Linked DNA regions of Mus musculus: all the other regions are linked to region 3. The links are chromatin loops, found by intact Hi-C in ENCODE. Cell type or tissue: heart. All regions are shown on one strand. Links, peaks and the distances in the headings refer to the core of each region. The heading gives the core; the rest is flanking DNA.

Region 1 (10,862 bases), core at 3,223-8,222, 1.3 Mb after region 3:
TCCCCCAGTCTTGTCTCTACCCTCCCGACTCTCCACAGCATAGCAGGTTGGAAGTAAGAGCATCAGACAGAGCTGGACTGTCTCTCGTCAATGCCAAGAAACTCTCACTCCGACTTGACCCAAACTTCATAATCCTTGAGAAATATCCAGTCCTCCTACAGCTCGTGATCGTATTCGAATGGCTTGGATTCGAACATTTTATTCTTCTGGTAGAATAGTTAGAAATACAAAACACTTTCAAAATATGTCAAGTCTTGATGAGCAACAGTTAATAGGTCCTTCTGTTTTGTTTTTCCCTTGACTCAGAAATAACTCAGAGTAGAATGGATATTGTACCCTTAAATAAGAAAGTCTCAGTAGGAAGCTACTTAAGCAAATAAACTGTGTCAGCTGTGATTGAAGTCACACAAGCCTACGTTATGTTGCAGTTTGTAAAAGTGTCCTATAATAGTACTCATGAAGTGCCGAAAAAGGAAAACTGATAGACTACTTCGGAGGGAAAACCCTCTCTCTTCACAAGGGAGTTTTGAATGAAGACACTGGGATTTCCCTCTGAAGTAGTCTATCAGTTTTCCTTTATCGGCAGTTCAGGAGTACTATTATAGTTTTGTATAAGATGTAAAATCGTTCTTGAAAAACGAAAAAAAAAAAGAAGCTGTAAAACTGTTATATAAAGTAATTGTGATGTTCAATAAAGCACTTAAAAAATATCTTCAAATTTACCCCAGTGCCTCAACTGTGTTTGTGTTCTTTCAGCTGTTGCAGGATGGTAGCAATAAGTGGGTTAGTCTCTGATTATAGGGATGGCATGTTTTTATAGAAAAGGAAACAAAGTTTCAACGCATAGAAGCACAATAAAACATTTCCACTCTAAAATAATCCTCACATGACACATCTAAATAGTTCTTTGCCAATTCTATAAATGAAAAGAAGAAAAAGGCCTTCTAATAATACCGCCTGATCATTTCTCTTCTCTATATAGCACTTTTAAATTGAGACAAAATTATTAAAAATAATTACTTGGAAACACAGGGCACTACCAAAGTTGTGCAAAATCCTGAAGTAACTTCTTTATGAGCTGTATTGAGGGGAAGCTGGGTTTGTGGTTTTCTTTGCTTTTGTTTTTCATGAGGCACTTTGCATCCTGCAGCTAAGCAGTGGAGAATCACACTTGCAACTTTTCCAGGTAGCAGGAGGAGAAGTCCAAGGTGGAATATTTAAAAGAAATTTATTTCTTTTAAATATTTAAAAGAATATTGAAAAATAATCCTTGAAGCAGCATTATCATGAAAGGTTCAGACTCCTAACATCTAAATATGAAATCACTAAATTTATGGCTGTCTATAAACTATATAAAAGGACAGAAGAAAAAGCAGGTAAATAATTAAGGGAGATTCGTCTCTTTTAAAAAATAAAGTGAGCTTTGAGTTTGTTGACATGGTTCAGTGGCACTTGCCACTTGCCCCTAAGCCCAATGACATGTCTTTCTTCCCCAGAACACACACAGTGGGAGGAGAGAACCAGCTCTTACAAGTTGTCCATGGACATCCATACTTGTGGCATCGACCACATGCATGTGGGTGAACATACAAACTTATAAACACACACACACACACACACACACATGCATGCACGCATGTTCATATGCATGGCACACCAAAACTAAAGTAAATGTAATTTTAAAACCTTGAAAAATGCCAGCTTCTACTATGGTCTGTGAAAATCTTTGTCTTAACTATATTCCTCAAATATGCTCAAGTCTGAGAAACAAAACAAACAAAATGAAACGAAACAAAACAACAGACAGATGGACAAACAAGAAGCAGGAGACTCACATCCACCACTCAGAGCACAATACTTGGAACTATGTTAGAGTAGACTATTGCAAACAGTTCTCATTGAGCTCTAAACTGAAAGCGATTTACACGACCAGTGACCAAAACAATCTTTGACTATCTTGTTAAATGAACGTAGTACAGGAGGAAAATTAAATAAAACAAAAGGAAGAGCATGAATGAAGATTTAAAACAGGACAGTACGTGAAGAAAGCCAGGGACTACGTATGTCATGACTGCAGCTATACAGGACTCTAGTAAACACACGGAACAAAGCCCAGTGGGAGCCTGGGCTTGGTTAGGGATCAGGTGGAATTCAATGTGACAGTAGAAGGGTCCATGTTTCACTGAAGAATGATACCCTGGACTCACGTAGTGTGTAAACTCAGAATGTTTTATTCTGCAGAAGTCCAGCATGCTGGGTTCTCCGTTTACCAGAATAGAGAGACACCCACTTGAGCTTGCAGGCTTGATTTAAAGCGTACTAGGAGGGTAGATGACCTCCATGATAATCTGTTGAGTCCATCTCCACGGACATTCCCTCACTGGGGTAAGGGGGCTAGAAACTTGCTGGAGGAGGTCTGGAACCTGCTGCGGACCCATTGTCCTTGCCTCAGGACAAGTGGCAGGGCAGCTTCTGAGGCCTGGACTTACCTGGAATTGCTCAGTTCTCAGAAACAGAGATTTAGGCCTAGTCTCTTTAACTGCCAACTTGAAGCCTGTCATGGAATCAGTCTGGCCTTCTCAACACAGGACTGGATGATGAGATTCCCCCTATAACACTTATGTTTACATTAAATATCCAGTTTCTCCACACTGCTTCTAATTCAAAATATAGATCAAAGTGTCTCTCATGAGGGGCAGTGGCGATGACTCAGTGGCCTGTAGCACTTGCTGCCTGGCTCCCATCCCTGAGTCCCACATGTTGGAAGGAGAACTTGTCCTCTGCTGTCCACGCATATATGTTCATACTGTGGCCTGGACAGACGCACACAGTAAAAGCGCATGAATAAGTAAGTGTTTGAATAAATAGAATGCTTTAGAATCCTCTTAGGAGACTGGAGACGGTACTCAGGTTCTCTCCGACTCGGAACCTTTGTGACTCTTAGCGGATGGATCGCCTAATCAAAAGAATAAGGCGAAGAGGGACAAAGATGGTGCTAGCAGATTTCACAGAGATTTAAAAAAAAATCACAGAAAATTGGAGATCTGATGGGAATCTTAACAATGTGAATGTGTAACACACATATATAATACATATTATATACGTAATATATACATTTTGTATACATATCAGTGAATACAGATTATTCAGTAAAGGTTTCTGTATATGTGAGGAAGACGCATTCTATTAGCCTTTAATGACATGTCACTATTTTGCATACATGTCTGTTATTTACTATCTTTTACTGTAATATCTTTAGATAGCCCTGATTGTTTTTTGTTACAATAACAATACATTCAACATTCTTCTGGATATAACTTTATAAGCTCAGCTATTTTTTTCTCTTTTTGTTAGATTTCTAGCAATGTATAGAATATGGAAATCTGGGTATTACATTTTTGGTATATTTTATCATATGTCCCCACAAACGATGATATAGTAGATACATATTCTTCACATTGCTATTCTTATTAAGACTTCACATTATTAATTTTTGTAGGAAAGAAAACACTGTTGACAGTTTTGTGTTTCTTTTATGTGACTTTTTGCAAATACATTTTTTAAATTACTGTTTCTACTAATTTTTATTTTTAAAATATTATTTTATTTTTTAAAATGTTTATTTTCTTTTTGGTTGTCATTAAGTGTAAATCTGTGTAGGTGTGTGCATGTGAGCACGTGTGCCCTAGAAGCCAGACAACAGTACCAAATTTACTGGAGCTAGAGTTCTAGAACCTGACGTGGCTGCTGGGAAAAAAAAAATAGGTCTCCTGAAAAAGCAGTAAATGTTCCGAAGTGTCCAGTCCCTCACCTGCCATCTACAGTCCCTCACCTGCCATCTACAGCATTATTTGAAGTGTCCAGTCCCTCACCTGCCGTCTACAGCATTATTTGAAGTGTCCAGTCCCTCACCTGCCGTCTACAGCATTATTTGAAGTGTCCAGTCCCTCACCTGCCGTCTACAGCATTATTTGAAGTGTCCAGTCCCTCACCTGCCGTCTACAGCATTATTTGAAGTGTCCAGTCCCTCACCTGCCATCTACAGCATTATTTGAAGTGTCCAGTCCCTCACCTGCCGTCTACAGCATTATTTGAAGTGTCCAGTCCCTCACCTGCCATCTACAGCATTATTTGAAGTGTCCAGTCCCTCACCTGCCATCTACAGCATTATTTGACCATCTGTTTCTTTGTAGACTGCTACTGCGAAGGTTTTTCCACTTAGCATCATTTACATTGCTTTATTGAGTGTTGTTATGCATATATTTTAAGATAATTTTTTTGTCTTTTTACCTTAAAATACCTATTTTGAATTTCAAATGTATTGGGACGTTGATTTCTATGACGTGTCACTCATGCACAGTCTCCATCAGGAGGAAGCAGAAGTTTTGTAACCTCACAGTGTATCTCATGAAGCCTCCTTTATTAATCTCTTTCTCCATAGCCCAGGTCTTTGTTTTGTTACTGTCCTATTTTGGTGAAGAGGCACTCTAACCAAGACAACGTATTTAAGAAAGCATTTAAATGGGGGCCTACTTAGAGTTTCAGAGGGTTAATCCTTGATCTCTGTGAATTTAATGCTACCCTGGTATACATAGGGTTAGGGTTAGCCCTTCCTTCGAAATGGATATGTTAGCATCGTAGTTCCTCAATTTTACTTTGACTGCAATATTCTCAATTTCCTCTACACTTTTAAAGTATAGTTATGAAGGATACAAAGTACTACATGGCTGGCATTTTTTTCCTTCAGTCTGTTATCCAAAACCTTAGTCAACTATCTATCAATTAATTAATTAATTAATTTTTATTAATTGATTGATTGATTTGTGCTTGGCTTGTGAGGATGCATCATCTGCAATTCCTATCTTTACTGGAAAGGTTTTGCAGTTCATTTACCTTGGTGGGCTCTTGATAGATTTCCTGTCCTTTTCCTTGGTTTGCTATAGTTCTGTTATCTTAAACCTTGGTGTGACTTTGCTGTGTCCTGATTTCACTTTCTAGTTTTTTTGTTACTTCTTTATGGTATTCTCTGAGAGCTCTGAATCGACTGTTTGGTGTCTCCTGCTAATTTTCAGATTCTCAGGCATCAGTCATTCATTTGTCCTCCCCCTCCCTCTTTCTTATCATGGTACTGTGTGTCCCCATGATACATGTGTGCAGCTTTGCAAACTCTGCAGTAGTTGTGGGATGCTCGACTCTGCCCTTGTTGCTATTGTGTTAATCTTTATCGTCTTTGCTTTTCTATTTGGACAGCTTCTCTTGTGATCAGAAGAGTTCAGAGATACTTCCCTTACCTGCATATAATCTATGAGTAAGTCAATTGAAGGCCTCCTCAGTTTGGCTAAGGTATTTTTGACCTTGAGGTTTTCTGCTGACTTTAAGGCTTTCTGTTTCTTTGCCACTTCCACCATTGCTTTCTGTTGAAAGGGTTAATGATAACCCCTAGTGTAGTAACTGTAGATGCTTTAAGTTTCATGTTCAATAATTCTCAAGATGACACATTATCTGAGTCCTCATCTGATGGTTGTTCTGCCCTTTCAAAGTTTGTGGTGTGTGTGCTTGTGTGTGTGTGTGTGTGTGTGTGTGTTTCCATTTGCTGTGAATTTTCTTTGTATCTTGTTGGTATAATAGATGATCTGGATACTAAAATAAAGTGGCATATAAGTCTCCAACTCCAGCTTCTGAAAGCAGTTTGCCTTGCAGTCCATCTGAGTCCTTTTGTAAGCCTGTGATGCTGTGCTGTGAACTTCCCATGTGACTCTAACTCATCTTTCTCCTCCTCCTAGAGACTAATGGCTAGAGCAGGCTGGAGCTGTGGTTTCCCCTTCCTCTGGGTTAGCTAGAACTGGCATACACATCCATAGCCACAGCCACACACACGCACACACACACACACCAACACCATCATCCCCAATTAGTTTAGGATCTCATTTAAAAAATGAATTTAAAAAAATGGGAAGTTTCTCTTGAGGATAGTCTCAGTTACGAAGATCCACCAGCTTGTTTCCCAATGGTTACTTTTTGTCTCCCCCTGCTGGAAGGATGAGAATTTTCCCCACTGATCACTGTTGATGTTGACAAGCTCCTTAGGGTAAATCTCTCAAGCCTGAGAACTCTGCACCCCAACATCTGGCCTATAACTGTCAGACTTTTCGACACTTAGCCTCCTGCAACTAATAACTGCAGTTTAGACTTTCCCACCCCATTGCTCATTCCTATTCATCAGTGGAGTTTAGAAAAGTGACACTTCTTTGTATGGGTCTAACTATCTCTCCTACACTGAGCATTTTGCTCTGGTCTTCATTACACTAATGCCCCTTAGTTGTGAATTGTTCAGTTTTTCACCATCCAAGTTATTATTAGAATGAAGCAATACCTCCCAAACTCCCTCTGCTCCTCACTAAAAAGAAAAGTCAGCACATTTAGTTCTAAAGATGTTCACTGGTTTTTAAATTCTAGGTGGACACTATGGCCACCTCCTTACTGCCAGGTTGATGTAGTTTCTGAAAGCTTTGTAAGCATCCTTATTGGGCCTGCCTCTAAGTGGTGTCTGTTATCCTGCTGCTTTCAGAGGTTTTCTTCAATGCTGTCTCTTGGCGATTTTATTATGGAGTGTCTTCTTTTCCAGCGACTGTATGAAGTCCTGGCTTTTAAATCACTTTGGATTTGAAAATGTTTTAAGGTGCTATGATTCCAAATGTTTTGTCTCTTCAGCCATCTTCCTGTGAGACTTCCTTGGCCTATTTTTTTTTTACACATACTAGAAATGCAGAAGGGTCTAGGCTGTGATCTTCCAACTGTTCCTGAGGTCACCCCATTCATGAGGTCTCTTCCCTTGAGACTTAATTACCTCTTTACATGGTCCACACCTTAGCACCATCATCTTGAGATCTCAGTTTTAACATATGAATTTATGTTAAATTCATTCAACCATAGGAGAATTCTAACCCTTCATGAGGTTGTGTTTGGAGATAGAGTAAAGCAAATTTAATAACATGTGGTTAGAAGTTGATAGAACTGATGGCCTTAAAAGAAAAGAGAGAGGTTTCTCTCATGCTAGTTGCATGCATCAAGCAAAGGCCAAATGAAAATACAAGAGAGAGGAGCCACATGCAAATCCCCAAGGATCTTACATCAGATTTCAGGCAGGCTGGAACCCCCATCTCAGATGATCATCTTCCAGTACACTGAATGAGAAGCATTGTATCTTGACAGTGCCTATTGATAGTATAGATTCTCCAGAAATCACTTTGTGACTAGAAGAGATAGAAGGAAAATATAGATTAGGTTTTCACAGTAGTTTGTTGAAAATAAAAAGATAAAACTTAGCTGAAACAATATGCCAGTCAGGAGATTCAAAGCTATAGAATAATTAAGACAAGTAACATCTAAAAATCAATATGTTGCCAGTATAATAAGGTTCAGTTTTTTTTTTCATTTTATTTTGATAACATGGCTTCATTGTGTATTCCAAGTTTTCCCCTAACTCAAAGTGATCCTCCTGCCTTAGTGTCCTAAATTATGAAATTACAAGTATAGTGTATTCTCATCGCTGTGTCCAAATACTTGGTGAGAAGCAATTTAGATAAGAAAGGTTTTATTTTGTCTTACAGTTCAGGGTTGTGTAGTGCACCATGACAAGAATATATTGATGGAGGATGGTGAGGCTGGTGTCACATTGGAAGCAGAGACAGGAATGCTGGTATTTGTGTCTCTATTTCCTTCTTACTCAGTCCTTGAGCCCTGACCAGAGAATGATGTCATCCACATGTAGAAGTTGTTTTTCTATCAAAATGAATTAATTCTAGAACTCCCTCATAGACATGCTAAGAGGCTTCTCTGATGAGTGATTTTGAATCCTTTGAGTGAACAATATGATCCCTCACATTTCACCAGGCATGCTGCAATAGATTTTTGACTTTTGCTTTAGAAAATGCACCAAACAGCCAGGTATAAGGGCTTACTCAGATAATCTAAGCAGTTAAGAGGCTGACTACTAGTAGTTCAAGGACAGGTGAGGTTACATGTGGAGTGGCAAGCCAGCTTATTCTACAGACTGAATAGAAGAAGAAGAAGAGGAAGAAGAAGAAGAAGGAGGAGGAGGAGGAGGAGGAGGAGGAGGAGGAGGAGGAGGAGGAGAATGCAGCGACTTAGAAATATGCTGACACCAGACTAAATACACTCTAATTTACTATTTACCTTTTTATTCAGGGTATGATTGATATGTGGACATTATTATTAGCTAAAGAGACTAAATATAACATTCCAATACACTTTCAAGATAAGTTGTCCATGAAGGTAATATGGTAAAAGAAGAAATTTAGAATCTAATTATTGATTAAACAACAACTGGTAAGAACACCATATGGTGAAGGGGGAAAAACAGACAAAATATATCATACTTTTGTTTCAAAAGATATCACATGGTATCACAGACTTTCAAAATATTTATCTGAAATCTGTTTGGGATCATATTCAGTATAGACAGGACGTGTATAGGAGACCATCATAAACAATGAAATACTCCTATATAGTTAAGCTTATCTCAAAAGGCTGCTTTTCAAAGGACAGGTGAATACCTTTTTTCGTGTTAATCATGTTTCAAATAACTCGCTATTTAGAGAAATGGAAACTTTTTCCTAAAATTTCAACGACATTCACCAATATTGTGTGGCTCAGTCAAAAGTTTGGATTGATGATAGCACATGATTCTGGATGTTTGTGAAATTTGCCTTCTTTAGGAGTGTGTGAAGTATCTGAACAAGAGTCTGCACAGCACAGCACAGCATTGATGACTTTTACTGATGGGGAAAAAAGCAACTGTATCCTTGGATTGTTTGGTATTTGAATGTGTATTCAGTGTTTGGTAATTAAAATGTGTATATATTATTAATTTATTATATTATTATTTATTATACACACAAATACACACACACACACACACACACACATATATATATATATGTATATATATATATATATATATATATATATATATATGTATATATATATATATATACATATATATATATATATATTTGTGTGGAAGTAGAAGTGCAGTCAACTGCAGTTATGTGTTTGAAAACTCTCCTCTGTCTCCTATTTAATACCCGCCCCCCTTTTCTTTTCCTAAATATGTGTGGGTTTTTAAGCATTTACAGTTTTCAAGGTAATTGGTAATACTGTCAATTTGCCCACAAAGGGCATAGGGCACTGTGCTGTCCTTATAGAACTTGCAGTCTCACAAGGGAGGATAATGTAAGCATAATAATAGTGTGGTAAAGTAATGCCCTTAAGAGTGGAGCAAAGAAAGTGCTAACAGAACTCCACTCCTTCTAGGGCTAAGGCCCCAGGGGTGTAATTCAGCTAATCAGGAGGGCATAAATTCCAACTTTGTTCCATTCCTCACTGTCAGATGACAGGGCCAGAAATCTACTCCCATTGAGATCTATGACTTTTGCTATATGAAAAAAAAATTGACTTCTTCTCTGCTGATACGGACTCCTACTCGGCTTGGTTAACCTGCTCTCACTTTCCTTAGGAGGATAATTGAAGTCAAGGAAGTTGCATGGAGTGATCCGGAGGTTTGCAACTAGAAAAATTCTTAGATTTTGGGGCATAGGTAGCCTTTCATGTACAAAGTTCTCATTTTAACCTACCTCGGGCTACTCAGCTTTACTGATTTGTCGTTAATTAGGATTGAGATTTTCATTGAAAAATTGAATAGGAGTATGCTTTTCTGTATGCATTTCAGATCATGTTGGCTGAAGCAAATAATTGTGAAGGCACTGGAGAACTGAATGCATACCACAGGGAAGAACCAACCATCCCTGCCCTTGACAACCTGCCGGGGAACCCTGCTGGGCTCCCAGGTCACAGAAATATCTTTCTGACATCGCATGTGAAAGCTGCAGAATTTCTCTCCCTAACAGCTAAGAAAATACCAATACTACTTCCTCACTTTTTAATCACGTCCCAAACTTCCATAAGAAAAGCTCTGCTGCTTGCTGTTAGACATTCACAATCTAAGAACTTATAGAGGTTTAACTTCTATGTATGAGTTCTAGTTTTGCTATGATAAATGAACAGCAAATGGGGATATAGCTAAGAAAGGAAATCCATATTAATTATGGCAAAGAAAGCAGGACGCATTGTCTCTAGAATGAACCGATGCCATTATCCCTTTGTGTATCCAAGACATTTGAGAAATATAGACTCCCAAGAAAGAAAGAAGGTCTTCAATCTTATTTTAAGGAAGAAAAGACTGAAACATTTCTTCGCATCTTTTAAACATGCCACTGAATGGCTGCCAATAGGACTTCTTCACTACTAAGCATCAAAATATTAAATTAGAATCAAGAGCCAACAGCCTACAGCCGTCTGCACTTAGCAGCAAACCTTTTCATTATTCAAAAGGAGAAATAGTGTTTAAAAAACAGTACACCAGTCAGGTCCAAGAATGCCTTTGCTAGGTTATTGAATGCCTTTCTGCTCTGTTCTCTGTAATTTCCTGCTAATAAATAAACAACAAATTGAACAGCCTAAAATGAAAAGATTTTTTGTTGAGTAATGTTAAACTTATGAAGAAACCATGTGAATTCACCTGATGTTACAGTTACCAGACGAGACTCTCATGACATGGTATACTTTACCTGTAAATCTGTAGTTTAAAAGGACACAAATTTTTAGACATTAAATATCATTCTGAGGAAGAAAGAGTGTCATTCTTATATTACTTGTAACATAAAGGAAAGTAAACAATTTGCCTTTTCAAAGATGAAATTAATGAAGTCCCATAGAAAAACAGGATGCCTTGAACACCAGAGTCTTTGTCGTCTGTTCCTAGGCTCTGAAGCTATTGTGAA
Region 2 (10,862 bases), core at 3,717-8,716, 1.9 Mb after region 3:
GGGCATGTTTTGTGTTCTAAAGTTTCGGTAATCCTCAGATTCTTAGCATTTTTTTTTTAATTTCATGAAAAACATTTTGAGACACTCTCCAAGTCTCCTTTGAAATTTTGAGTGATTTTAAACAGTTTTATTGCATTATAAAATTCATTTTATGTGCATGCATGTGGGCAGAGGACAGCTAATGGGATTTGCTTCAGTCTTTCCACCTTGAAAGGTCCCAAGGATCTAATGTCAGGTTCCTTAGTAAAAGCCTCTACCAGCTCAGTCATCTCCTTGACCCTCAGAGGTTTTCATGAGTATTTCTAAATACAGACTGATGCAACTACCCATGTGTAGCTACATTGTTAACTCTGGGTTGTCAACTTTCAAGGAATAGAATGAGTCTAAAGGAATCAAGGAAGTCTCATTTCAGTGCAACATAGCCTCTGACATAGAAATTTAGGCAGACATGATTTTCATTGTTTTTACATTTTTTTTTAGTACCTGCATGTGAATTTGTACACTATATGTGTGTGGTGCCTGCAGAGGCTGGAAGAGGGTATTGGCTGTCATGAAACTGGAGTTACAGTTGGTTTTTAGCTGCCATGTAGGTGCTGGGTATCAAACAAGCAGGTTCCTTAGAAGTTTTCTTAATTGTTGAGTGATCTGTCTAGCACCCTGTTGTTTTGTTCTGGTTTTGATTTCTCCACTTTGTTTTCTGGTTTTTGGTTTTGTTTGTTTGTTGTTTGGTTGTTTTTTCTCCTATGAGTGAATTCTGCAATTGTGAGGCTGTGTCTGAAATCATGCTGTCATTCCTGACAGAAATTTTGCAAGCCCTCTTTGGAACTTGTATTAGAGTTGTCTCCCTTGCATCCCTTGGTTGGGACCGCTTCATGCAAGGAGTTAATTATTTCTTGTTCTTTGTCTTTTTACAAGCTACACAGATGATGCAATCCTTCAGAAGACCCAAGTTCACTTCCTAGCATCCACACTGAGTAGTTCCCAATCACCTGTAATTCTTACTCTGGGGATCCATTACTCTTCTTCTAGCCTGTGTGAGCATCGCTAACACCTTTGCATATATTCATACAGACACACACACACATCAATAAAACTTTTTAAAGTGCAGTTTAGTTAAAAATTAACTAAGTTAAAGGTTAAGTTTAAAGTGCAGTTAAGCAGTTTAATGCCTATTTTAAATATATGTATATTTAAATTGAGGGCTTACTGGACAATACAAATATATACCTCCACACATATGAGGCCATGGTGGTTAGAGAATAGAGCACAAGTTCAAATCATCTAAATCTGTAATTCTTGTTCTGTTTTTGTTAAAGTGGTATTTGGCTTTGGAAAGGCCATTCATCTTTCTGAGAGCCGATTTTCACATTAATGAAATGAGCATCATACGTCAAAGTCCCTGGAATGATGCCTGATGTCGCTCTTTGTGCCAAGGTCAATGATTTTTTTTTGTAAATTTTCTAGATTTTCACTTGAGAGTGTATACCTTTTCCTATTATATATGAGCCCTTTTAATAAGGAAGTACTATCCACAGTGTACCACCACAGATTTACAGTTCCATCCTGAATGGCCAATAAAAATAGCACAAAATATAGTGGTCCTACTTTCAGCAGTTTATATCCTATTTGGCTTGTGACTGGCTTCACATGCATGAAATAGTTTAAAATTTTGTTTGAATGTAAATATTTTGCATTTAAGTGGGATTATAATTAAAATACTTGAGGGCTGAGAAAATGGCTTAGAAGATGAGCACCTTCCACACAAGCATGAAGATATGAGTTCAGATCCCCAGGGCCATGTAACTACCAGTCACAGTTGTAACTGCAGCACTGTGGTGGTGAGTCAAAACAGGGAGATCCCCAAGAGAATTCCAGGCCAGTTCTCTAGATCAGCTGTTCTCAACCTGTGGGCTGCAAGTGCTTTGGAAAGTTCAAATGTCTCTTTCACAGGGGTGGAAGATCAGATATCCTGCATATCAGATATTTACATCACAATTCATAATAGTAGAAAATTACAGATATGAAGCAGCCATGAAATAATTTTCTAGTTGGGGGTCACGCAAATATGAGGAATTGTATTAAAGGCTTGCTGCTTTAGGAAGGTTGAGAACCACTGTTCTCGATGCAATGTTGATCTCCAGGTTCAATGAGAAACGTAAGGTGACACATGATAGAGCAAAATTACATAAAACATAAAATGTGTCCCTGTCACATAAGGATTGTCACTACCAATTATGAAAAGTTAAAGCTTGCCCTTTTCAGTGGAAAAATTTAGAAAAACTTTTTGGATATACCCATTATCTTTATTGAAATATTGATCTGAATACTATAGTCAACACACAAACAAAAATAATAAAATTAAAAATCACAAATTTTATATTAAGTACCATTTAATATCTTGAACTTTATAATTTCTCAGTTTTGTCAATAGCATAAACACGTTTCAGATACAGCAGTCGCTCAGATAATTTCCTGGAAAAAGCGTGCTTTCCAGGCTCGTTCTAGGCATGGCTGTTGTGTATCTTGTCCTACAAGAATGCATCTATGACCTGTTGGCAGCACAATGGCATTTCACACATGTCTATTTACTTTGGCATGCTTGGTTTGTCACACATACATGAAACAGACACCATCACGGGCATTCATCCATGTGCAGTTCTGTGAGCAAGTTGTTCATCTTTCATGCTTGTGCATATTTGATCTGAGTTTTGGAAAACAGAAGATGAAACAAAGGGGCTTTTCTGACTCCAGATCTCCAAGAAACTAACAGAACAAGGTCAGCAGAAACAATAATACAACAAGCAATTTTAATGAAAATGATTATAATAAAAACACAACTGTCAAAATTTCCTATGCTTGATAGTATTTATCAAATACATTGTACATGTTTTTCTTCTGCTTTGATTTGACGTTAGTGTGTAAAACCAGTATATTTATTTTTGGTAGACATAATACTCTTCATTTATGAAACTTTCCAGGACACGAAATGTGGCTTGTAAATAATTTGGGCTTGGCAGGACCTCGTGCACACTAACAGATTACACATTGTTCTGATTAGGTACAGCAAACTTGCTCCTCCGTCTGTAGACATGTTTCAGCTCACGATGACAGCGGATGCATGATTTACAGCACACACTACTCAAGGCATTTGTACCGATTTAGTATTCATATTTATCTATACCAGAATTTAGTTATATAAATGATATATCAGGTGACTCCTGACAAAGTTTTTATGGCTGTTCATATATACTTTAAAGGAAAAAAAAATCACATAAATATGTCAAAGCCCCAAGAAAATGAATTAGCTCTTTTTGAAAGCAGAATCAAGCAATGACACCTTTCTGTATGTTTTCTGTGGCATTTTGGTTCCCTCCAAACTGTCAACAAGATGGTTCAAACATTTGCTTCAGAAGAGTAATCTTTGTCCATTAAGAAAAAATTCCTTTAAAGAACAAAGAGCCACATTTTTCTTTTAAGTTCACTCAAGTCAGAGTCAGTACCCGGGCGGGCGCCTGTTGCTCTCTTTTCACCAACTTCACTCTGATCTAAGCAGTGAGCATTCACAGCCCAGGCAAGATAACAAGCACCTTTTCCCTCTCCCAACCAGCTGTAAATTACTCCATCAAGAGAAACACTTGTTAGAAGCTTGATGTTCGGAGAAAAACATTGAAATTTTCCAAAAGGAAAACAAGAAGCCATTTCTGAGTCAGCACAGGTACCTGAATGGCCACCCAGGATGAGATGCAGCCTGTCCCTGGGCAGTCAAGTAGCGCTTTCCACTGGAAGGAAACACATCAGTTATCCATATTCTTGACATTTTCATCTCTGATCAGCGATTTCTATGATCTATAATTTAATACTGGGAGAAAAGGAATCCCTGAAGAGTTCTATTTTCTACAATGAACCGAAAAAGTTAAAGATATGAATTTAAAGCCACGTACTTTAAAAATCACTAAAACGTATTTACATTGTCTTGTAAGAGGTTCCGCTGACCTCAGAAAACTCATTGAGTATTTAAAATGGAAGATGTGCACAAAAAAGTTAAGCAAATAACTCTCTAAAATGTCACAGGATAATGAAGGAAAGGAGAATTAAAAGAAGGATTAAATGATAGAGGAGGAAATAATCAGGCATGAGGAAATGAGAAAAACCTTATTTACTTTCCAAATTGTCCAACCTTACTCTGAAACACACTAAAAAGAAAAAGACTGAAGATCAAGACTACCAAGAAGTCTGAATTCCTCTACCTCTAAACAACTGGATTCCTTTAACATTCCTTGGTCACTAATAAATACAAATTGTATCCAAACGATTACTGAGACAGAAGGTGGAATGCATCCTTTTAAAGGTCAAATAGTGCTGCACTTCTTTTTTTTCCTAAGAGCTGTGTATGACATGAGAATGCCAGATTTGGTCTAAATAGAATCAACTACATAAACACATGAGACTGTTAGCATGAGCTACCCTGCGTGTGGATATAAGCAGAAAGAGATTGCAGGAAGCCACTGCACTGCTTACATTCAAAGAAAAAGGCCAGCTTAGCTCTATTACCCTTCGTCTCCTTTGGAAGCTTTCAGCTTGCTTGTTTTAATGACAGTATCATTTTTCTGTCCTTCAATTAAAGTTCAGCTTTGAAATGTACAGGTTTGGCTGTACGCTAACCTCGGCAACAACTGCCTTGGCAGGGAAGGGAGGAGCTTGCTACAATTTGATGGATTTTTTTTTTTTTTTTTTTTTGGTCAGTTCACATAGGATGATCCATCAGGTTAACCTCTCCTTTTCTCAACTAGAATACTCTTCACTAAACAAAAATAACTACAGTGCATACCATCTCATAAGTTTTTCAAGAAATCATGAAATAAATGTCCTCTTTTAAGGGCAGTATGTTCACAGAGAGATTAAAAACCCTCCTGAATATAATACCTTTCCCGAAAGCCTGTCATTCCAGAAGATTTCATATGTTTTACATTTCACTAAAAGGAGCTAATTTTCTGTATGAATAAATAAATAAATAAAATGTTCATTCATAAAATGCTCCTAGCATGCCCTTCAGCCTTCTGTACTGTGTATTTCTGTAGCGTCTGTGTGCTATGATTCTACCAAACTAATGTCTTTTGCATGCTTGTTTGGTTCATAATTAAGTAGCTGGGTCTTTTCTCCCAACACGCAGAATGCAGACAATATTCATTTTACTGTATTGACTCCTGACTTTAAAATGAAAATAACAAACCAACATTTTCCTGAACTAAACTTCCATGAGTGTGATTATCCCAGGACTCCTCTATCCACTGAAATGCCATAAACACCAATCACCTCAGTCAGCCTGGGATACCACTGGGAGTCTACCAAGAACAGAGGAGAAAACAAAATTTTGGGAAACAAAATATGAGTACCTTTTAATCTCGTGGATTCATAAATATCCAACCAATCCCGCTCTGATATCAGAAGGATTTTTAGTCAGCAACCAACCTCCAAAGAGTTGAAGTGATTGTCTTTGCAGATTTAGTACGATGACTAAGTGGTAGGCTAAAGAGGTATTGATAGAAATGTGTACTTAATTGCCTAATAATTTACCGCCCTTAGAAGAGATATTGTGTGAACTCTTGGGTTAGCCAAATAGAACTTAAGGAATGTAAATAATGCATTGTATTTTCTGCTCCCACTATAACACCATTTCCGGTTTTCAAAATGGTTGTCTGACAGGTTCGTGCTCTCCTAGCCAGGTTGTGGTACATTTTGCAGCTTGTCAAATGTCCTCTCTGCTGACTCTCCGCCTTTTTCATCACACAGCATCACTCTCTGCTCAGCGCAGGCAGACTCTACCTCCAGTCGAACACTAAAGCTATTTGCGAGACACTCCTTTGCTCTCTTGTATTTCACATCTTCCGGCTGGTTTTCTCCTCTTGAATACACGGTTCCATCTTTCTACCTCTGGCCTCGGAAATCTGAGCAGTCTGGGTTATCTGAATACTTAAGTAGCTTTGTGACAGATGTCAGAGTGTGTCATTCTGTACTAACACGCTCCGTGCCATTTTTCAGTGCTTGCTTTCTTTTTAAATTCCTTCTGTTGTAAATTAATGGGAACAGATTGGTCTCTGAGAATGAGTTAATGTTACAGGATTTTTTTTTCTGATTAAAAGTGAAGTTTCTAATTAGTACTTCCATCAAATGGCATATACAAAAACCAAAAGAGTTCCATCATAGTATATGGAGTATCTTGAAGTTAATCGTTTATTGTCTGTGCAAGGAATAGATCAGAAACAGAAAAGAAGAAATCTGAATATTCTCATACAAATGGGAGAATGCTCTCTTTCTCACCCCTAAAAGTAAAAGAAAAGAACATTAAGTAGTTCAGCCTTGCAATTACGTGATCTAAGGTGACACCATATCTTGGGTATTATTAGAAGATTGCAAAGCCCTGGCATTTAGTGCTAGTTCAGGAGGAACACTTATTTTGGCAAACTGTTATAACCGGTCAGATTATGAAACTTTTGGAAACACAGGTGAAAGTTCAAACTTCATTCCTTAAGTGTAGTCATTGTGTAATAAAACACCCAAAATGATTCATTCAGTCACCTTAATATGTACTCGTCAAGGAGGAGGCGAGGCGAAGGCGGCGGTCTCCCTTTCTCTAGCATAACATGTTAAGTGCAGCATTCTAGTCTAAAAGGTGGAATTGTTCCTTTGAGTAAAATAATTAATGAGTCCAACAAAAGGAAAGCTGTTACGAGAGAGACCTCTAGTGGGAAACCATGCAAGTGTCTTGGCCGCCCGTTTTATTGTTTATGCTTCGTCTGAGAAACAGAACTTGCACATGGTATTTAAGGTAGTGTCCAAAAGGCAGCCAGCCAAATGCCTCCTTAATGATTAGCACATGCGATGTGTTCAAGCCATTGATGCTTTTCTGAGTAAGGCTGGAAAAGTCCTTTAGAGATGCCCAACTTACTTCTTAGACATCCAATTGTGAAAAACAAATACTAGGTGTCTAAGACATCTTACAAAGGGGTGGCCAAACACTGGAAGAATTGTTCAGAAACCAGAGGGATTCTCTCTCTCTCTCTCTCTCTCTCTCTCTCTCTCTCTCTCTCTGTGTGTGTGTGTGTGTGTGTGTGTGTGTGTGTGTGTGTGTGTGTGTGTGTTAGGTTTGAATTGTAGGTAATCATTTTACATAGAACAACATCAAAGTATTTCACTGATGCTGAGGAGGGATTAGGGGGTTTTTCAGATTTTCATAATAATAAATTCAATAATAGAATACACTAGCCATCCAGCCAGAGTCACTTTTAGGAAAAAATAAAATCTCAAAACGTCCTGGGTGCTAGACTACAAAGGTATCTGAGTACAGGTTAAAAAAAGGCTTGTCTCTGGATTGCAGAGTAGTCCATTTGACTAATGCATTTCCGAGATTGGTTCCCTTTGTTTGTCATGTGGCTGCTTTTAGTTCATCTTCCCATACATATACTTTAATTGTAGACATCTTTTAAGATTCCTTTAAACAACATTGATGATAAATAGTAAATTATGATATGTCGTCAGGCTAGAAATACAGCACTAAACTGCAGAGAATTCTGCAGTGTTTACCGAGGAGTATTCTAACTCCTAACTTAAATGAGTATTAGCTTAGCAGGACAACGAAATCCAAAACCATGTGGGTTAAGAAAGCTTTGCAGACTAGGAGAACAGGAGAAAGGAGCCAGGGAGCCAGAGTTTCAGTGTTAAGGCAGCGCTGGATTTGGTCGCTGCTCTGAGAGAAAATGGCTGTAGTTGCTTACCATACCAACTCTGGCTTCTTTACCATGATGATGGAGGATGCAATCAGCACAGTATACCTTGGGGAAGCTTTACAAATGTTCTGGTCTGTTGTACACTCCAGTGTTTGCTAGAAAGAGGAGTCAATTCTGTTTCTCCAGAGACTGATACACTAGCTATCCAGTTGCAATACTGGGATGCTCGAGACTTGAGGTCCTCAACCCACATACAGGAAAAAAGATGGGGGAGGGCTCAGCAAATGCCTGACTCTCATCCTTATCACCTATACCTATGACATTTGTACCTTCCCAAGCAAATGACAGTGAGAAAACTAAGAAGAAAACTCACAAGAGAATCTGAACACATATATAACTTTCCATCAGCACAGCACAGCACAGCAACAGTGTGAATATATATCAATAAGAATGTACATTATCTCTATATTTTCTTTGTACTTTGAAGATTTCATCTTTGTGCTTTACTCTTATGGCTGGTAACAAGTCAGTTTAAAATTTGTCATTCCACACCGCTCCATGGATTTCTTAGTCTCATTGCTGTTTTAACAACCAAGAATCAGCAAAGGAGCAAAAGATTGAGAATACACTCACAAACATGCAAAATCTAACAAAAGTCCCGTGGCTTTGACTCAGTTGTTGGAGTCTCATTGCTTGAGCAGAAAGATCTAGGTTCAGATCCCACATAAAAATGAGCGGAGATTAGTGGTGCACATCTGTAATGCAGCCCTAGTGAAAGGAGACTGGAGGATCCCAGAAGTTCTCTGGCCACCCATCCCGGTGAAATCGGTAACCATAGGTGCAGTGAAGTATAGGGAGAGATTGAAAAAGAAATCCAAAATTGATGTCTGATCTGCACACATACACACGTGTATATTATACGCAAGCAAACACACACACACACACACACACACACACACACACACACACACTGCAATTTTACTAAAAACAAGAGGGTGAGTAATTGTTTCCACCTGGGTCATAAGTTCTAAGTAATTAGCTTGTTGTTATAAACATTTTCCCCTATCTGAATACTGATGAAAAAATAAAATATTTGGGAAAACACAAACTACTATTGTGCCTTAAAATGAAGACAGCAGATGTGAGAGCTCCTGCCTGGAGAACTAATAGTGCAGCTCTAAGTCTCTAACTGGGAATTTGCCCCCATTGTTTTGGTACTCGAACCTTACTATGCTCACTTAACTGAACAGAATCATGACAGAGACTAGACAGAATATTCAGCTGACATGGCCATATTTTCTCTCTTCCAGAGAATCTGTGGACCACCAATACTCAACATCATTACATAATTGGAAGGTGTTTTGTTTTTCTTCCCCAGTTGTGTTTGCCTCTAGGCAGGGAAATGGAAGTTCTGACTCGCAGTAGTTCAAATTGTTTCATTCTCTAAGAATTTCGAACATAGAAAGTCATATAGTCCATTCATGCAGAAGAAATCACTAAAGCACCTACTAAGCAATCAGTACTATCTCTGCTTTTTAAACAAGAATATATCTTGGGGAACCGTGGGAGGGCGAGGGTATAGGGGATTTTTGGGGAGAAAACTAAGAAAGAGGCTAGCATTTGAAATGTAAATGAAGAAAACATCTAATAAAGAAGAATGTATCTGGGGAAAAAAGAGTTTCTTAAGATACAATTATTCTAAAAAAAAATCTTAACCAAGGTAAGTTTTTTTTTTCACTATAATTTAGCATTAGGTCTATCTCATGAGATATTTCAGAAGATCATAAGTCTGTCACTATTTCTGCATCTGATACATGGCAACGGGAAATAGAAGTGGGTTTTTACCCTCCTTACCAGAGCACATGTACAGTACAGACTCAATTTCATGTCCTGGCTTGCCTTGCTATTGCTTTGATGAACACCATGGCAGAGAAGAACATTCGAGAGAAAACTTACTAATTCATGTACACGTTCTCATCACGGTCTGTCACTGAGGTGAGAGGAGTAAGTACTCAAGGGAGAAACCTGGATGCAGGCACTGAAACCCAGACCACTGCTCATTGGCTTGCTTCTCCACATTCCCCATCCATACTAGAAGCACCTGTCCAAGGAAGGCGTGGCCTCCTTCCAGGGAAGGCGTGGCCTCCAGGCTGTGTCATCTGCCAATTAGCAATCAGGATGATTCTTCAGTTGAAGCTTTCTACTTAGCTAACTCTAGCTGTGCCAAGTTGGCAAAAGCTAACCAGCACAATTCCCCTTCCCACGCTACAGACAACATCTAAGTATTCGGAGACTTTACATCTATTCTTTGAAAGAGACACTAAAGAGAAGAGCCTCCAACTTTAATCTTTATGTGGCAAAAGTCATGTTTTATTTTGTCTGTTAATTTTTATTGAGAACACTTTTCATACAATATATTTTGATCATGATTTCCCCTCCACATCCCTTATGCCTCCTTTCTTTCCGAGTTTAGAAAATAAACGGGAAAATAAAAATAAGTAAAAAATAAAAATAAAAAGACACAAAAAACGAATGAATGAATAAATAAATAAATAAATAAATAAAAACAGCATGACAAACACATAACACACATGCTTGAACACACATAACATAAAAAGCACAAAAATCACAAATGATAATATACAAACAAAAGGCCAGTAAGATAAATGACTAAACAAAGCAATATGAGACAAAATAAATCTACAACAACAAATCCAACACATTGGGTTCAAGTTATGTTGGCCATCTACTGCTGAGCATATGGCCTGTTCTTTTTTTTTTTTTTTCAGTTTTTAATTTTGTTAACGTATTCACTTTACATCCTGCTCTCTGTCCCACTCCTGGTTACCCCCTCCCACAATCCTTCAACCTCCACTCCCCTTCTCCTCTGATACGGCTTCCTAGGTATCGCCCCCCACCCCCCAACCCTCAGTAGGTGTGCTTCCTCTCCTACTGAGGCCAGATAAGGCAGCTCAGGTAGTAGAACATACTCCACATCCAGGCAACAACTTTTGAGATAACTCCTGTTCCAGTTGTTCAGGACTCACGTAAAGGTCAAGCTGCAAATCTGCTACCTATGACCTGAGAGCCTAAGTCTAGCCCATGTATGTTCTTTGGTTGGTGGTTCAGACATTGGCC
Region 3 (10,862 bases), core at 3,917-8,916:
AAGGAATCACAGATTAAATGGGGTTGTTCTTGTATGATTTTGGGTAGGTTTATGTAAGAAATTGCCAAGTTAAAAATGTGCTATATGTAAATGAGTTCTATAAACAAGAAATTCATGTTATCAGAGTCAGTGGACCGGGCATTCAGATAACCTGCCAGTTCATTTTGTATGCATTGTGTGTAGAAATCCTGTACAAAATCTGTATTTCTACTGGTTTTAGTAAAGAAAATAAAAGGAAAAGGTTAAAATGTAATTTTACCTTTTAGCTTATGCTCTGGGCTTGGAGGAAACTCAGTATCATTATGTTTACCAGGAACAATTCTGAAAGACACAGAGGTCACTGTCTTTTCAAAAATTGGTTTAAAAATAGTTATTCGATAAATTACTTTTTCTTTGAATGAAATAAGTCTTCTTTGGTGTTAATTTGAACAATAGTGGACAACCTGAAATAACTCCCCCTGAAGCTTAGCCTTTCCGACAACAATTGAATTAGGTAGTTGTTGCTATGTGACAATTTCCCAATATGTCAGCTTAATCCAAATGACACACCAATTAACAGTTTATGACACTTCCATATTCAGGAACAGGTTGCCTGATGACTCTTTTTAAGATTCTTTCATGAAAATGCAGTCAACTTGTTGCACAAGGCTGCAGTCATCTCAAGACAGGATGGGGACAGAAGGATCTGCGACCCACTTTGCAAATACCAGTAAGTAAGGCCTAAATTCTTCCTTGATTTTTGGCCAGATTTCAATTCCTCATTATTTCAGATTGTCCATAAGGCTGTACATGTAGGATTACTGCCCAGAGTGTGTGAAGATGAAGAGCTCAGATAACAAGCACCGTATTTTATAAACTCGGTGTCATACTATCATACGGAATGTTACTGCTTGTCACACAGGCTAATTGTGGAGCAACATGGTTGTTAAGAATACAATCACTCTTGGAGGAAGAATCTTGTTAAGTCAACTTAATGGGTATCACAACCGTATGTTTCTTTGATGTCTTCTTTTAGTAACTTTGTATGGCATTGTTCTACCATATATTACAAAAGCATTTTTCTGCCACGAACTATCATGTAAGTACTATCTTAATGACTAGAGCCAATTATATATTGTTTATTTTTTAAATTCTTTGCAAATAATGTTATTGCAAATAATTCAGTGACTGCCTTTCACAAAACTCTTCGATTTGCATTGATAATCTAGTTACAGGATTCATTCTGAAAGCTTAACTGAAATCCCAAACTTTTTCCTAATTGAGATATATAAATGAATTCATGGGAATGGGGGTGGTATAAAAGTTTTAGTTCCTCTGCTTCTTTATTAGTTTTGTACTCAATTTGCTTCTCTCTCTCTCTCTCTCTCTCTCTCTCTCTCTCTCTCTCTCCCCCCCCCCCACCTCCATGCATAGCTGGAAGAGAGAAAGACAACCACCAAACGCAGACACTATTGCATATGCCAGCAAGATTTTGCTGAAAGGACCCTGATACAGCTGTCTCGTGTGAGGCTATGCCAGTGCCTGGCAAATACAGAAGTGGATACTCACAGTCAGCTATTAGATGGAACACAGGGCCCCCAGTGGAGGAGCTAGAGAAAGTACCCAAGGAGCTGAAAGGGATCTGCAACCCTATAGGTACAACAACAATATGAACTAACCAGTACCCCCAGAGCTGTATCTCTAGCTGCATATGTATCAGAAGATGGCCTAGTCCGCCATCATTGGGAAGAGAGGCCCCTTGTTCTTGCAAACTTTATATGCCTCAGTACAGGGGAACTCCAGGGCCAGGAAGTGGGAGTGGGTGGGTAGGGGAGCAGGGCAGGACGAGGGTATAGGGGACTTTCAGGATAGCATTTGAAATGTAAATGAAGAAAATAGTTAATAAAAATTGAAAAAATAACAAAACAAAACAAAAGAGAGAGAAAGAGAGAGAGAGAGAGAGAGAGAGAGAGAGAGAGAGAGAGAGAGAGAACATGGTTATGACAGGAGTGCTTAGAAAGATGGTGACTGAATGGTGACTGAGATGTTTTCTAGGGCAGTCTTTATAGAGGGGAGAGTGATGAAAAAAGGTGGTATCTTTTCACTTTTGAAGCCAAGGAAGGAAATTGGCTTTTCAATTGAAATCTAGACCAGTTTGTGCAGTCCATGTCTGCTTTGTAGAAAAAAACTGCTTTGGAGAAAGATAAGGAAAAGGAAGACAGGAGGAGAAATACAGGAGAAAGGAAAGAAAGAACAAAGGAAGGAGGGTGTTAGAAGTGGGGGAGGGAAGGAGAAAGAGAGGGAAGGAGGAGGAAAAGAGGGAGAGAAGGAGGGAAGAAAGGAACTAGGGAGAAAAGTGAGTCATGGAAGAAATTGGGAAATAAAACTTTCTCAGAGAGATTGAAAAAAGATACTGAGAAGGAAACTCAGTGACTGCCTTCCTACCATCCAGAACATTTATTTATTCATCTTGTTTTGGTGTTCGTGGTCCTTTTGCTTCTGTTCATTTTCTTTTCTGTTCCTATCTTAAAACTAATTTCCTGTGGCAAGAGTATGAGAAACTGTAAACAATCTTGATAAAGATATTCTGTGTGTAAGGGTAACGAGATAATTCGGGTGATTTACTGAATCTCTTCCTAGGTGTTAAACACACCATGGTCTTTGATATAAGCACATTTTATCACAAGTTTATGATGTTCATGGTCTGGAGGATGCTACTCAGTTACAGCTACATGAGAAATTTCATGTTTTTCAAAGCTGTATTTGTAGATCTTTTTGTAAATTATCAATACACACACACACACACACACACACACACACACACACACACACACACACACACCTGGCTATGTGCTCTTTTACTGCAGCCTTAAGAAATATTATCCCTTGTTTTATGGTATACTAGAGCTACCTCTGTATAATGGTTTATTGAAATTCATGTTTTATTGAAATAATCCACTTATGTGTTTTATTTCTCTCACTTGAACATAAGTTCTGTGCAGGGACCTAATCTTATACATCTTTAATTCTCAAAATGACTACTACCATGGGTGGCATATAAATATTTGTTGAGCCATTAAATGATGCAGTTGAGAATTTGAATGCAGATTTAATGCACTTTGCATCTAACTACTAAGTTCTTTAATATGAAAAATAATGTAAATCTGCAGTCCTAACTAACATTTTAACTAGATGTTTGGATAGCAAAGAGGACAGATTTGCTGAAAAGGATATATAGCTAGAAATATGACAATGTTCTATTGGGATATATTTAACATCTAGGGCATATTTGGGAAAATTATTTTCTTTAATTCAAGAAACTAAGCATATGCTTACTGTGTGGATTACCTACAGCCAGATAAAATCTTAATATTTGACAGTATTGTCTGTAGTGAATTTTTTTTTTTTTTGAGACAGGGTTTCTCTGTGTAGCCCTGGCTGTCCTGGAACTCACTCTGTAGACCAGGCTGGCCTTGAACTCAGAAATCCAATCTGTCTGCCTCTGCCTCCCAAGTGCTGGAATTAAAGGCATGTGCCACCACCACCCAGCTGTAGTGAACTTTTGCTTATTTTAAATGATCAGCATTTTGGAAAACAATGAGAGTGGATTGGAAAAGAAGACATGGAGCATAGGGTAAATGGGTAGAACATTGTCAACTGTCATCCAGTAAGAAATCCTGAGGTGTGATGGTAAGGAAAGACTGTGGGAGAAGCCTGTGGATAATGAATTTCCAATTGATGCTGCTTTGATATGCAAATGCAGGAAAGATGGCATGCATGGATTGATGATATAAGATAGAGCTGGAAAAGAAGAAAAGAGGACAAACTGATATCATTCTACCCATTCAAATGGTGTGCTTTTAAAGACCTGTTGAATAAACAGAATTGGTTATTAGGTAGAAAGTATCTGTTGTCAAATTTCAAAGTTGTGATTCTGAAGACAAGGATGAAGACCAGACAGAGATTAGGAAAGGAAAGGACAGAATAAGGAAAAGTGGGGGGTGGGGGGAATTAAAAGTAAGGTAAGGAAGGAGAAGTGAAGGCAGCCACCAATGCACTTTTACACAACATTTTTGCTATTGACCACTTTGGAGTATCATTTGGTGAAACTTTCACAGTTACTAGAGCCATCTGGCTATCCAGCCGGATACAAACCTACAAGCCCCCTTGTTGTGGGACTTGAGAGAGTTCTTATAGCTTTAAAAGGTTAGGTCTAAGTTTTGTACTGTGTCCTGTTAACCTTTATTTCCTAAAAGGTAGTGAAGAGAAGCTTATGTGGTTCTCTTAAATATCCCTGAAGATATCAAGTCTTGGGGTTGATTTTATGTCTCTCACTATCTGTTTCCTATCAGGAACAATGGCACTGTTAGTAGTAATTCATTTCCTTATAGTCCTCCAACTAATTGGCATTTAAAGCAGCAAGTCGTCAGGCTTCCTGTCTCACATACATTACAAGGGACATCACAAGAACTGTTTCCATTTTCGGTATTGCAATGAAGTCCAAAGGTAGTGCCAATATTGAGCCCCATCAGTTTTAATAGATTAAGAAAAAAAAAAGACAGGAAGTATGTGTTTAAATGCTTTCTCTGGGATAAGAGGAGACAGAGTGGTGTCTGTTTAGAAATACGAAATAATTCAATCATCATTTTAATAACTAAGGGTGGGACTTAATCTAGACTTCTCCATTATAATTTTTGAAATTTGAAGACTTGATTAGAATATCCTGCAGTTTGCTTTGCACCTAAAACTCTCATAGTCATTTTGATGCTAATATAATGTTAGAAATATCAACAGGTAAAGGCCTTTTGTGTTACTCAGTTCTCCATATTTGAATCAATGTAGCAAGAAGTAACAATCAAAGATTGGATATTTAACTTACTCTTTTATAGACAGGCTATTTCAGAAAAATACTGGTTCCGTTAACTTAAATCATTACATTTGTTTTGGTCTAACTTGGTCAGTGGACAATTTGACTTGGTACAGTTTTAGTCAATGTCTTATCAATATAAACAAGGCATTTCATTTTCTTTCATTTGTTTTTATTTTCAGGAAGATAAAAAATTAGTGATTTTTAAACAAGGTGCAACAGTGTCCAATAGTGACAGATTTTGAGTTCTTTAGAAATTATATATCATACAAATTCTGAGCCATTGAAGTGATGTGGGAAAATTGTTTCCAATATTTTATAGATGCTTTTGCTTGAAATGTGAAAAGTTATCTTTTTTTAAAATTTATTTAGGCGGAAGCCTGCTTTTATACAGAATATCCTTAGCCTGTAGAGTCTTTCCCAGAGAAACTGATCTTTTAAAGTCACAGCTCTAAACCTTAAGTGGATACTGACTGCCCTTTGAAACACTCTCATTTTTTATTTTGTCTGTTTTGTTTGTTTGTATTTGTTTTTGTTTTTTTCTGACTCAGCCAAAATCAAACCAAAGATACAATGTGGTACATCTATCACTGTAAGATATACTAACAAAGAACACAGCCTGATTCTCCATGAAATATTGTCATTTGATTTACTGGAGATATCCATAGCTCTTGATGTCTCCCAAGTTCTGCTCAGCAACCTATTAGAAGCAAATGGTTGCTGTGGGAGCCTGGAACCCTGCAGACTCATAGACAATTTTAAAATGGTATCTCTGGAATGGAAAAGATATAGAACACTTGCTTTGTGAAATAAGAATCTGGACAGAAATATGGAGCTATGTCAAACATGGATCAGGTAACTTCTAAATTATATATTTTTAAACAGATTGAATGTCTAGGTAATAATAGTAATAATAATTATTATTATTTACTTTGGGAGAGTTCATTATGATTTATTTTATGTCCCATTTTTTGTAGTCCCAGTGCTTAACGACAGATGGTGTTGTAACTCCACCAATTTCACAACTCTATTCATTTTGACATTGTTACAGATTATCCTTGGTCTGACTCCGATGGAGCTACAGTTTTCTCTTCTTCCTCTCTGTGCTGAGGAGGGGAGTGGAAACATAAACCATTTAGAAAGAATATCTTTATTTGTTCAAGTTCCCACAACTATAACACATAAAAACAGGCCCTTTGGACACTTGTCTTTTTGCCTGTGTGAAAGAAAATATTTTCTCTTGTCTTTAAACTTTATTTGTTGTCAATAGCTTCTGGATTAATAGCATAACCTTGAAGATGGTATATCTAAAGAGAAAAACGTGATTCTGGATTGTTCATCTCTTGATTTCGAACTAAGTAGTCATTTAACTTTTAGGTTGTCACAATTACACCAATAAAACAGCGGGGAAGAAGAAAAAAAAAGAAGAAGAAGAAAAGTGGCTCATGTTTAACTCAAAGTTTGGAGAGAATAAAAGCCCAAGCCTGTGAATGACTATATTTTTATAACAACTTAAGATCAAGCGACTCACTCAGAAATAAAGGTCTATATTAAACCACCACTTCTAAAACATTATTCGCATATACTGTTTTCTTCACTTGGTCCCATTTGGTGTGGTTTATTTCGTGCAAAATTCTCTGACAGATACCACTTCAAACGAATTTATCTTTCTTTAGCACCCTAATAGAGCAGTCTTTCAGATTTTGTTGATTTGCGGTTTCGTCATAAAATAAACGTCATATCAAACAAATTTTCCTGATAGAGGTTCAAGATCCAAGTGGTGAAAACGCTTATTCACCTAGTAACCCTGATCAACTTTTCCTTGGAAGCATGTTGAATGACTTTCGCAGATTCACGTGTGGCTAGGGGCTCCTTGGCGACTTCAGGGTCATAATTTGACTTACCCTCTTTCCAAGGCATCCAGCCTTTGGTTGAAAGACTGTGGTGATCTAGAGAGCTGATGGGTGACTGGTGCAAAAAGAGAACTATTCGTTGCCGTTTGCCCTTTTGGCATTTCCCTAGGCTGCGGAAACCCGGTTTTCCTATTATGATACTGCAACTTTTTTTTTTTTTTTTTTTTTGGAGTCTGCTCGCGCGCTAAATCCCGGCCGGCTCCAGCAGCCAGCTCAGGAGAACAAAGCCTGCAGTGTTCAGGGCCACATCGCGGGGCGGGGGTGGTGGGCGAGTTCAAGGAATTGCAAATAAATATATTTTATGACCACCCATCAACAAACTACGTGCCACCGTGGCAGCCCCTGGTAGCCGGGCTGGGATTGCAGAGGGGCCGAGGGTGAAGGAGCTGTGAGAGAGGCGACTTGAGCAGCGGAGCTAGGGGCGAGCCCGGGGCCTGAACTTTCACCTCTCGAACCCGGGCCCAGCCCATTGGCTGTGGTTGAAGGTCCCAGGAGGGCAGCAATTCCGAGCAAGACCTGCTTTTTCCACTCTCTGTGTGTCCTTCCATCGGGAATGGCTAGTGGCCTAGGGCACTGCTGCAGGCAAGCTAAATACTGTGGGGCGCAGAAAAGCAGGGGAGCATGGGGTCTGCTGTGTCAGATTCCTGCGAGAATCTTGGGAAGAGTGAGCAGGCCGCTCATGCTGGGTTGCACGGCCTTCTGTATCCTCTGGAAACTCTAACTGCTTGCTTTGGAGACTCCTAGGATAGGAACGTCAAATATCCTCAAAACGTGTCTTTATGGATGGAAGAGTAAAAGACACCTCCCCCTACCCCCACGTCCATCTCTCATCCCTGAGAAAGAAATATTTTTCTTCTCTTTAGGAATTCAAACCTAATTTAGGAGGGTCCAGACTCCTCTGTAGTCATTCTTCTCTACTTTCTCAGTACACCTGGCGAGAAGGAGACTTAACTGGGGTGGGTGTATATTCGGGGAGGGAGGAATAATGGCAAAGAGGCTCTGGAAACCTTTAGATTATTCGGTTACCTTTATACACCAGGCCCAGGGAAATCCACCGCCTTTGGGTTTTCAAGGTTTCCCACGTGAGTTGTCTACTCTTCTCTTTTTCTAAAGCATTTCAAATTAACTCAGAGTATATTTTATTTAGGTTTGCTGGTGAAGCACAGCCGCCTAACCCCCCACCTTTCAGAAGCGGGGTGGGGTGGGGTGGAGGCAGCTTTTGGATCCTTTCTTAATACTAGCGAGAGCTGTTTCCTTTCTTAAAAAGATTCGGACTCTGCAGACTCCTGAGTCTTCATTTCTCAAAAGACCACTTGAAAGAGTGCGGATATCATTTGCGAGCAGAGCACTCAGGACGACCAGAGTTTTAAAGGTTCACAGAAAGCTCCCCAATTCAAAGCCAAATCTCACCCCAATTCCTCGCGCTCCGGGCTAAGGCGGACTTGCCGCGACCAGCCCTGTGGCTTATTGACAAAAGTTGGTTTCTCTAGCAAACCTGGCGGTGTGTTTACAGATGTGGGTGCCAGGGTCGCCGCTTCCTCCCTATAGAGAACTGCAGGTTCTGAAGTGTGTGTGTGTGTGTGTGTGTGTGTGTGTGTGTGTGTGTGTGTGTGTGTGTGTGTGAGAGAGAGAGAGAGAGAGAGAGAGAGGGGGGGGAGGGAGGGAGGGGTCCTTCTCTCTGCCCTTTAGAGAAAGGGCCAGTTGGTGTTTGAGGAAGGGAAAAACTAAAAAGGCACGTGTTGATGCTGATCTTTGGCCACCCCATCCCACCATCCCCTCTTGTACTGAATAAAGCTGTGTGAAAGTTCGCAGCTATTTCTCTCCGGAGAATAGCTAGAAGGCAGCCTAGCCCAACTCCGTGTCCCCCCCAACCCCCATCCCCGGCTTCTTGGCTATAGCTATTTAGTGGAAAGTTTCTGCGCCGGTGGAATCGCTGCGTGACAGATTCAGCAGCTAGGCTGCAAGCTCCCGCGGCGGCGCGTATTGAACGCCGACGGCTAAGGGTTAGGGGGCCAGTGGCCCGGGAGGGGCTGGCGGGAGAACCGCAGGAAGGAACTTCCTTCCCAAGCTAGGGTGGAGAGGGGCATCTTAGAAACACCCTCCCAGATTCAAGTCACAAGACCCTTCAGGGCCCGCCTTGATCTCCTCCGGCCCTTTCTCTGTCATCTCTTTCTTGGTCCTGCTCAGACCAGCCAGCTAGGTCGCACCACGCACAGTGGAGGAGGGACCTGGTGGCAGAAACCGAGCCGGAGCATCCCCCAACACCGGGGACACAGCTTTGAAGTGCACTGCGAGCGGGTTCTGGCAATTTCTACTTTTCTTTCATTCCTGTTATTTTTTTCTCCCTAGTCATTGATCCAGTCAGTCCCCAAAGCCTCATACTTTAAAAACAAAATTACACCTTGGTGGTGCCATCTCTTTTTCCAAGTCCCGCTTCGGTGACCTGGGCTGCGCGACTACATGGAAGCCCTAGCAGTACTGGCCCCAAGTGAGACAGGAGCCACGACAACCAAGAGTGAGAAAGGTTCTGCCTCTCCATCCAGGCCGCAGAGGCGCACACACAGGAGAGAAAGGCCAATCAGCGTGGCTGTGTTGGCGCGGGCTCCCTCTGTGACACTCTGTGCTTTAACTACCTGCCACCAAAGGCTTCGGATCCCTTCTAGGTTTTCTGCACTTCACGTGGAATCCCCTGTTTCATTTGCCAGCAGCTCCGTCTGCTGAGAGGACGTACTTTGGGGACTGCCAAGAAGCAGCAGACACAACTCGGCTGTGCCAATACAGCATACGGTTTTGTTCTCGCCTCCCTCCCCACCCCCATCCCCGACTCGCCGTCTGGGGCGGCAGGAGGAGGCGGAGCTGGAGGTGGGGAGAAGGGTGGGGGTGGGGGAAACGGGGCAGAACAAACAAGTTCTCTAGCAAGTTGTTTACATAGCAGGTGGACCTGACGTCATCCAGGAGGCTCCACCGCAAAGCCCAGCAACATTCTGGCCCGCGATTTCTCCCATCTCTGGAAAAAGTTGGGGGGGGGGCATGAAGAGATTGATGGAGTTCAAACCACTTTAAAAAAATCATCATCATAATCATCATCAACAACAACAACAACCCCAACTTAGCAAAGTAAGACAAAACAAGTGCCCCAACAGTACTTAAGAGTGTTCTAGGAGGTCCCTTCCCCCTGCCCGCCCCTCATAGGAGAAGCTGCTCTGCTCTCAGTGTGTGCATAGTTTGCATCGCCAACAACTCGCGCGCGCGCCCGGGTGCGCGCGCCCGCCGGTGCACGCACACATACACTCACATACGCACACACACACACACACATACAAGCGCGCGCGCACACACATACACACAGACACACACACACACCAACACACACATACATACAGAGATCCGGGTTGTGGGGGGAGCTGCCAGCGCGAGACAGCGCGAGCCTCCGAGAAAGCGCGAGACACGCCGGCGCGTGCAGCTCCCCGGCCGCAGCTTCGTCCCGGCCGGAGCCCGGCGCCACCAGCAGTTCATCCGTCAGTGCCCGCCCAGGGCATTTATGCCGCGGCCGCGACTTCCCGCCGCAGCTTCCTCGGGTCCCCCCTCCCCTGGTGTCCCCGAACTCGCGGCCGCGGCTGCCGGGACTCGAGCGTGGGTGTGTTGTTCCGGGGCTTCTGCCTGGGTGCACAGCGGGTGCCACCTCCTGGGACGCTGCCCTCGGGGTCCCCGATCGCGGTAAGTTTCTTCGCCCTCACTCAGACGCTCTGCACTCCGCACCCCACCCTGTCCCAAGCACAGCCACGCGCGGCCAGACTGCGACTTTGCTCCACGCTGATCCGGTCGCGCAGCAAAGTTTCGCCCCAGAGCCTGCTGCTCCGCGCTGCGGGGCCAGGGTGACATGTGTCAGATTTCCACATAGGGCAGGGGTCGCATTTGCGTCGAGACCCAACATCGCCACTTGTTGTTTCTTTGCATTTTGCTGTGTGATGGGGAAAGGGGTGTGCAGGAAAATGAGATTTCTCTGTGGGCTCCGGGATGAATTATTTATTTATTTATTCATTTATTTATTTATTTTCGTTTTGAATATGCAGATTGTTGTATCGTCCAGAGATGCTGGAGGA

What was found. A loop is a pair of places that touch in the nucleus more often than their neighbours do. Peaks named below come from ENCODE experiments on the same cell type or tissue, not always from the same donor. Only the 100,000 strongest peaks of a DNase experiment are listed, where the experiment ranks them.
Region 1: a loop joins it to region 3, with 14 times the contacts of the local background. A loop is called at or near these places in 11 of 42 quality-filtered maps.
Region 2: it touches region 3 in a loop (4-fold over the local background); 7 of 42 quality-filtered maps call a loop at or near these places.

What each region holds. Positions count from the first base shown.
Region 1 is chr6:16,215,388-16,226,249 of GRCm38, forward strand. No RefSeq gene overlaps it. Among named protein-coding and RNA genes, the nearest start is that of Gm36406, 250 kb to the right of the region's middle. In heart, for the core only: a CTCF peak has its summit at 6,041 (motif pointing left); no DNase peak of the experiment used is centred there.
Region 2 is chr6:16,791,159-16,802,020 of GRCm38, forward strand. No RefSeq gene overlaps it. Among named protein-coding and RNA genes, the nearest start is that of Gm36669, 19 kb to the left of the region's middle. In heart, for the core only: a CTCF peak has its summit at 6,740; no DNase peak of the experiment used is centred there.
Region 3 is chr6:14,891,286-14,902,147 of GRCm38, forward strand. It overlaps Foxp2 (forkhead box P2), which reads left to right and starts at 10,064. Exons shown (of 19, transcript NM_053242.4): 1 at 10,064-10,476. Gm52891 (a long non-coding RNA gene) reads right to left here and starts at 321. Exons shown (of 3, transcript XR_003956405.1): 1 at 260-321. In heart, for the core only: a CTCF peak has its summit at 5,839; DNase peaks (open chromatin) are centred at 7,196 and 8,816; H3K4me3 peaks cover 2,429 bases; H3K27ac peaks cover 2,441 bases.